Regions from separate parts of the Homo sapiens genome. Here region 1 is linked to region 2. The links are chromatin contacts, found by Hi-C in ENCODE. All regions are on one chromosome and are shown on one strand. Each heading gives the region's core, a stretch centred on a gene start or an enhancer-like site at or near the end of the contact. The rest is flanking DNA. Distances are from core to core; before and after follow the strand shown. Region 1 overlaps DOCK2 (dedicator of cytokinesis 2). Region 2 holds the start of LINC01366 (long intergenic non-protein coding RNA 1366).

Region 1 (2,975 bases), core at 365-2,864, 550 kb after region 2:
ACATTTATTTTAATGTATAATATTAGAAGTGTTTTGGTCTTTATTTAGAAGTATGGCGATATTTTATGGTGATATTTTAAGTTAGGAACTTAACTCTTGTTTATATCAATTAGCCTATGGCAAAATTGGTTTTGTTATACATCATTTCACTTAAAGTTACGGTTCCCAAGAACCTATGGATGACAATAAGTGAAGACGTACTGTGTAGTGTTTTCTTCAATAGACGATATTACCATCTTTCAATGAAGGCAACTGGTCCTTTCACCTTCAAACACCTATCCCAGTGCCAGTTACTGGGAATACAGAGAGAAAACACACACTCTTTACCTGAAGTCAGGAAGCTGGTGTTACGTAAGCACAAGGAAAATCTTAGAGAAGCACGAGAAGGAGGAGAGGCCCCTGAGATCCCGAATACATGGATTCTCAGTGCTTTTGTTTGGCTTATGATGAAACAAATACGAACAGGGAGGAAACCGTCAACCTGCCCAGAAGCTGCCAGCACACAAGGCCCAGAGGTACTTTATTGGATGCCAAATTCTTTTAACACACCATGAGAAAAGAAGTTGACAACTTTCCCATGCATTTTGGAAGGTGTGTTAGAACGATTCAACACACACACACACACACACACACACACACACACACACACACACATTTATTGGGTTGGGGGAGCCTTAAAACTTACAAATCTAACCAGAGCTGACTCCGTCCCTCCTCAGTCATAGAGCAGAGTTTACAGCTAGGGGAAGGTGGCAATCACCAGGGCAAACTGGGCTCACGCTGGATGGGCAAGAGCCACATGCTTCTTAGCACAGCAATGCCAGGGTTGCTAGATCCAAAAGGATCAAGGCCAAAGCCATGGTGGAAGGGGAAATACATGACCCCCAAAGTAGATTAGAAGACGCTGGGTCTGAGAAAAAAATAATGCTCACCTTGGCAAGGTGTGCCTTACTGCTTCGGTGACCCAGAAAGAAAACTGGTTAGAGCTCTCTCTGGGAGGGCAAATGCAACGGGATGAATTCCTGCAGCCTACACTCTCTACGGGGCCACAGTCAGTCACCACACCTCCTCCACACCTGGAACCTGAGGGGACTGAGTGGAGAACTGCCTCCCTAGGAACTGGCTGGTGTCTAAGCTGATGCGAGTTGTTCAGGCTTAAGAAGAGAGCAAGGGGAAAGGGGGAGTTCCTCTAGGGATGGGGTGAAGCAGAAGATTTTAGAAAAGGGGCTGCATGGGATGATGCGGGGGTGGGGTGGGGACAGAACAAATGAGAGACAGACAGAGACGGACAGGGAGATGGCTGGACCTGCATAGCTAGAAGCTGGTGGGGCAGAAAGCCTGAACCCATCTGAACCTCAGCCACCACCTAATCATCTTGTGAGTTCCTCTAGAGCTGGCCCTAGGAAATTATCCCACTGTCCCAGCAATGAGCCAGTGTGAGCCATTGGACACCACCACCAACAGCTCACAATCGCAGGCACAGTGATGCCAGGGAGCCAGCAATGGCAGAGATGTCCCCTCCCCCCAACCACAGGCACCACCATGAGCACAGGCAGTGAAACTGAAGCCCCACCACCCCCTCCCTAAGTCACTGAAGTGTACCCTTTAAGCCAGGGAGGGACAGGGCCACACTTTCAGTGCTAACAATTGGTAAGTAAATTGGTATGTGGGCAGAAAAAGCTGAACCAGGGGTTCTATCTTAACTCTTCTACTCAGTAGCCTTAGAAGAGCCACTTCCTCTTTCAGGGCCTTTTTTCCTCCTCTGTAAAATGGATCAGGGGTGGTGGTAATTCAGGTCAATGTTTGTACTGTATTTGTTTTTTATTTTTGGAGTAGTTTTGTTTAAAGAGCAGCTTTAGGTTCACAGCAAAATTGAGTCAAAAGTACACAGTTCCCATATATCCCCTGTCCCCACCCACACGTGGCCTTCCCCACTATCAACATCCCTCATCAGAGCCAGATCAATTTTTCACGTGATGCTAACTGAAATAAGCCAGGCACAGAAAAACGAATACCACATACTTCTTTAGACTTAGAATTTTTTTGCTGAAAATTTTCTTGGATATATAGATAGATAGATTGGTAGATCAGTAGACTGACAGAGACATAGATACAGTGAGCTATTCTAAGAAGCAGGGAGAAGTGGGCCTGCTTGTTATACACCCAAGGTGAAGCCCCTTCAGGGTTTCTCTCAATTGCTGAATTTGACTATCTCTGGGCAGCTGGTTGCTAACATTCCTTTCAGCTCAAACACTCGATATGCCCAATGTGCAAATTCTTTAATGCACACACGCATATACAATCCTTCGTGTAGCTCAAAATGACTCTACCAGGCAAGTAGGGCAGAGCAACTGTTTATCAGTCTCATTTTACAGAGAGAGAAAGTTAGACAGGGCTAAGGTAGCAGGAGCTGCCCCCAAAGTCTTACAGGTGTTGCCTTCCTGACTTTTGTGCCTACAATTTTGAAAGGACTGAGTAAAAGAGAGAAGAGTGCAATAAGAGCACACTGCTGAGTGTCCTCTCCATCCCAGTTCTTCCAAATCCTCGAGTGCAGCCCAACCAATATTTATAAGAACAAAAATATTACTACTCACTACTGAACACTGTGGACACAGAGACCATTTAGTATGGGTGTTAGGAGCCTATGTTTAAATCCCAGCTTCCTATATAAATCTCAGCTTTAGCACCTGCAAAGAGGTGATCATAACAGCCCTTGTAAGACAGTGTTGATGGGAGGATTCATGAAGGTAATGATATATGGTTCTCAGCACAATGCACCTCTGTGTGTTAGTAAGAACTCCAGAAATAGTAACTGAGGAGCCAGGTTCCCACCATCCAGGAGCACTTGTGGCAGTGGAAGGTGCTGAGTGCTGCTGCACAGAGTAACTCAAACCCTGAACCCTAGGTTACAGTTAGCTTAGGACCACAAACCTCAGGAGGGAATGTGTGCTCACGTATCCCCTCATTCAAGCTTC
Region 2 (2,968 bases), core at 447-2,946:
TGGACCCCTCGCCTCGGCCAATAGCCTTCCAAAGTTAACCTGAAAAACTAGTGCAAACCGTGGTGGGAAGGGAGGGTCGAACGTGCCTCATTATTTCCTGCTCCCTTTTGGAACTCAGGCACAACTGACCAGCATTAACATTAAAACAGACCTTAGGATTGACAAAGCTGATTCTTTGTAGCAATAAGACACCAAATTCCAGCCTGGCTGTAGTATAGCATCACATGACAGAGAGCAGGCCCTGAAAAAAAAAAATCAAAGTATTTTGCCCCAAGTTATGTTTATTTGCTGTATCTCAAAATAGTCCTGCAAAGCTGTCTCTTGTGGGGAAAATCTATATTTCGAAGAGAATCCCCTTCCTTTTCGTGCTCCAGGAGAGAATTAATTCTGATAAGAAACATTTACAACCTATTCTCTCTGAAGCCTGCTACCTGGGGCTTCCTCTGCATAATGGGAACCCTGGTCTCCACAACCTCTCATCTTAACCCAGACATTCTCTTCTGTTGATTCTAGGTCTTTAGATGATAATACAACTTTTTCAACCAATTGTCAATCAGAAAATCTTTGAATGTATCTATGACTTGAAGCCTCTGCTTTGAGTTGTCCTGCCTTCCCGGACCAAACCAACGTACATTTTCTATGTATTGATTTATTTCTTGTATCTCCCTAATATATATAAAACCAAACTGTAACCTGACCACCTTGGGCAGGATCTCCTGAGGTCTGTGTCACGGGCTATTGGTCACTCATATTTGGCTCAGAATAAATCTCCAAGTATTTTATAGAGTTTGACTGTTTTTGTAGACACCTGGGACAGGAACTCTTGGCAGAGCAGACCCCTGGAGGCAGCACCCCTGCTGCTGTGCCTGCTTTCAAAACCCCATGGCTCGTCCTTCGTCCCCTCCTCTCTGTCTCTCTGTGACTTGAAGAAGGATGAAAGGCGGCCTGCAGGTGGACCACAAAAGTGGGAAGCATCATTCCCACCCAAGAAAGGAAAGAGAACAGAAGACGCCTGATCAGAGCCTTCCTGAGGTCTCATCTCCCCTATCTCCGGGGAGCTGAGAACCACCCCCAAGGATTTGGTGGGTCCCCTCCCCAACAGGCCCCTCCACCTCTGGTGAAAGAGCTCTGCCCACTTCTCTGCTTAGTCTGAGCTGATAGGAGGGAAAAGGAGAGCACTGTATGAGTCACAGGTCTCATTACCTCCCCTCATAGCCCAGGGGAAGGGGAGATGGCAGAGGCGGGTAGCAGGCAGGGCTGGGGATGTGCCATGGGGTTCCCCTGGCTTCTCCCCACAGAGGCTGAACCTCCTGGGGGAACATTTGAAAGCCTCAGAGACCAGCTATGGTGCCAAATACTAATGGCCTCAGTTTCCCTTCCTATCCCCCACCTTTGCACGAGTGTGAGTACTCACCCCCCGTCAACTATGTGACCTTGGGAAGACCCCTCTGAAAGACCTCACACCATTCATGTTAGTCCTCCTTCCCCACCTCCCCACACCATCCACACACCACATGCATCAAGCCCCACCGACTTCAGTCCTCAGCATCCTCGCCCCTCAAGAGGGCTGAGAAAAGGAACCATGCTCTTCACGAGCCACCATACAGACGTGGGAATTCCCCTGAAGGTCAGAACCACAGCTCCTTCTCAGCAACTCCTTCTGGCCCCAGGAGTGGGAGGTCTCATGGTCCCAAACAAAACGGAATTGCCTGTGACTCATACCCAGCCCTGCCTATTGAGAAATCTACTTCCGGTGTTGGGGGTGTGGGGTGGTGCGGAACTGGAGCCAGGAAGGGGTGTGTTTGTGTGTGTGTGTGTGTGTGTGTGTGTGTGTGTGTGTGTTCCTCAGCTTCCTGGCTACTGAGTCTTCTCAAGACCAGAGCTCCCTGGCTTTTCAGAAAACCAGCTCTCAAATCATCTAGATCATCTATCCCCCTTACTAGGTAGTCCAGTGTGGCCCAAAGCCTATTTGGACTTTTTTTTTCTTAAAGGAGAAGAAAAAAAGAACCAAGTGAAAACAGAAAATAATTCAGCCACGTGAAGCTGAATTATTATAGCTGCCCCATGTGAGTCGGGAAAGAGAAGGGTGCTTCCTAAAACATGTTAGACAAGGCACTCTGCGGCTTAGTCCCATCCTCCACGCCCCGAAGTCTGCAGCTCTCTCATCATCTTTGCTGCTTGAGTTTTGAGAGGGGCCCAGTGTGCCTTCTGCAAAGCCTGTGCCACTTGCTTCGAAATGTGGCTGTCTCTGGAGGGTTCTCACGAGTCCCACGCTGGATCCTGAGGGCACAGAACTGAAGCTGTTTCAGTTTTTGGTTTGCATGTTGTTGTTACTGTCGCAAAAGGGAAATATCAACTTGGATATTAACAAAATGGAGAACTGAGACCCACCCTGCGATTTTTGCCATTTTCTCATTTTGGTAGAACAAGAGCAAAGAACAAAGGCGCCTTCTAATGGCATAACCTAACTTTTAAGGTAACAGCATCATTATATGTTTAAAGCAAGAAAAGAAGAGGAAATAATGTTTGTCAAAATCTATCATGTGTCAGACATTTTACCGAACTTTCTCCCCTAAGCCCAATGACATAGGTACTTGTGTCCCCATTCCATGATGGGGAAATGGGGGCTAAGAAAGGTGCGGTGACTTGGTTAAGGTCATACGTGTAGAGATGAATGCTAGAGAAAGGATTCAAAATCAGGTCTGGCTGTTGCTGAGTTTCCTGTATTTTCCAAGTTCTTACACTTTCCCTAACTTCCCTGCCTTCATCTCTGTCCTCTCCTCTGCTTACTCTGTTCTTTTCTGTTCCTCAAACACACAAAGCTCATTCCCACATCAGGACTTTCTGTCTCTCTTTGTTTGGCTGCTTCCTTTCTTATCATTTGGGACTCATCACAAAGGCCACCTTCTTGTAAGGTGACCTGACCATTCCTTTTAAAGTAGTACCCTCTGGGATATTGCTCTGTTAA

What was found. A loop is a pair of places that touch in the nucleus more often than their neighbours do. Pooled maps may share reads with other maps.
Region 1: a loop to region 2 is called in a pooled map, with 5 times the contacts of the local background. The contact joins the enhancer-like site here to the promoter of LINC01366 in region 2. A Hi-C loop is called at or near these places in 1 of 168 maps with a recorded cell type or tissue (breast epithelium), 1 of 37 single-sample maps with no recorded cell type and 4 of 50 pooled maps.

What each region holds. Positions count from the first base shown.
Region 1 is chr5:169,777,975-169,780,949 of GRCh38, reverse strand. All of the region lies in intron 25 of DOCK2 (dedicator of cytokinesis 2), which reads right to left. Among named protein-coding and RNA genes, the nearest start is that of DOCK2, 140 kb to the right of the region's middle. Within about 2 kb of position 1,614, at least 3 of the 41 ENCODE cell types and tissues checked have a DNase peak (open chromatin) inside an H3K27ac peak, as active enhancers do; they include breast epithelium, where a contact is called at or near this core.
Region 2 is chr5:170,330,121-170,333,088 of GRCh38, reverse strand. LINC01366 (long intergenic non-protein coding RNA 1366) reads right to left here and starts at 1,696. Exons shown (of 2, transcript NR_108025.1): 1 at 1,512-1,696. RefSeq lists enhancers at 1-394, 1,460-1,629, 1,194-2,393.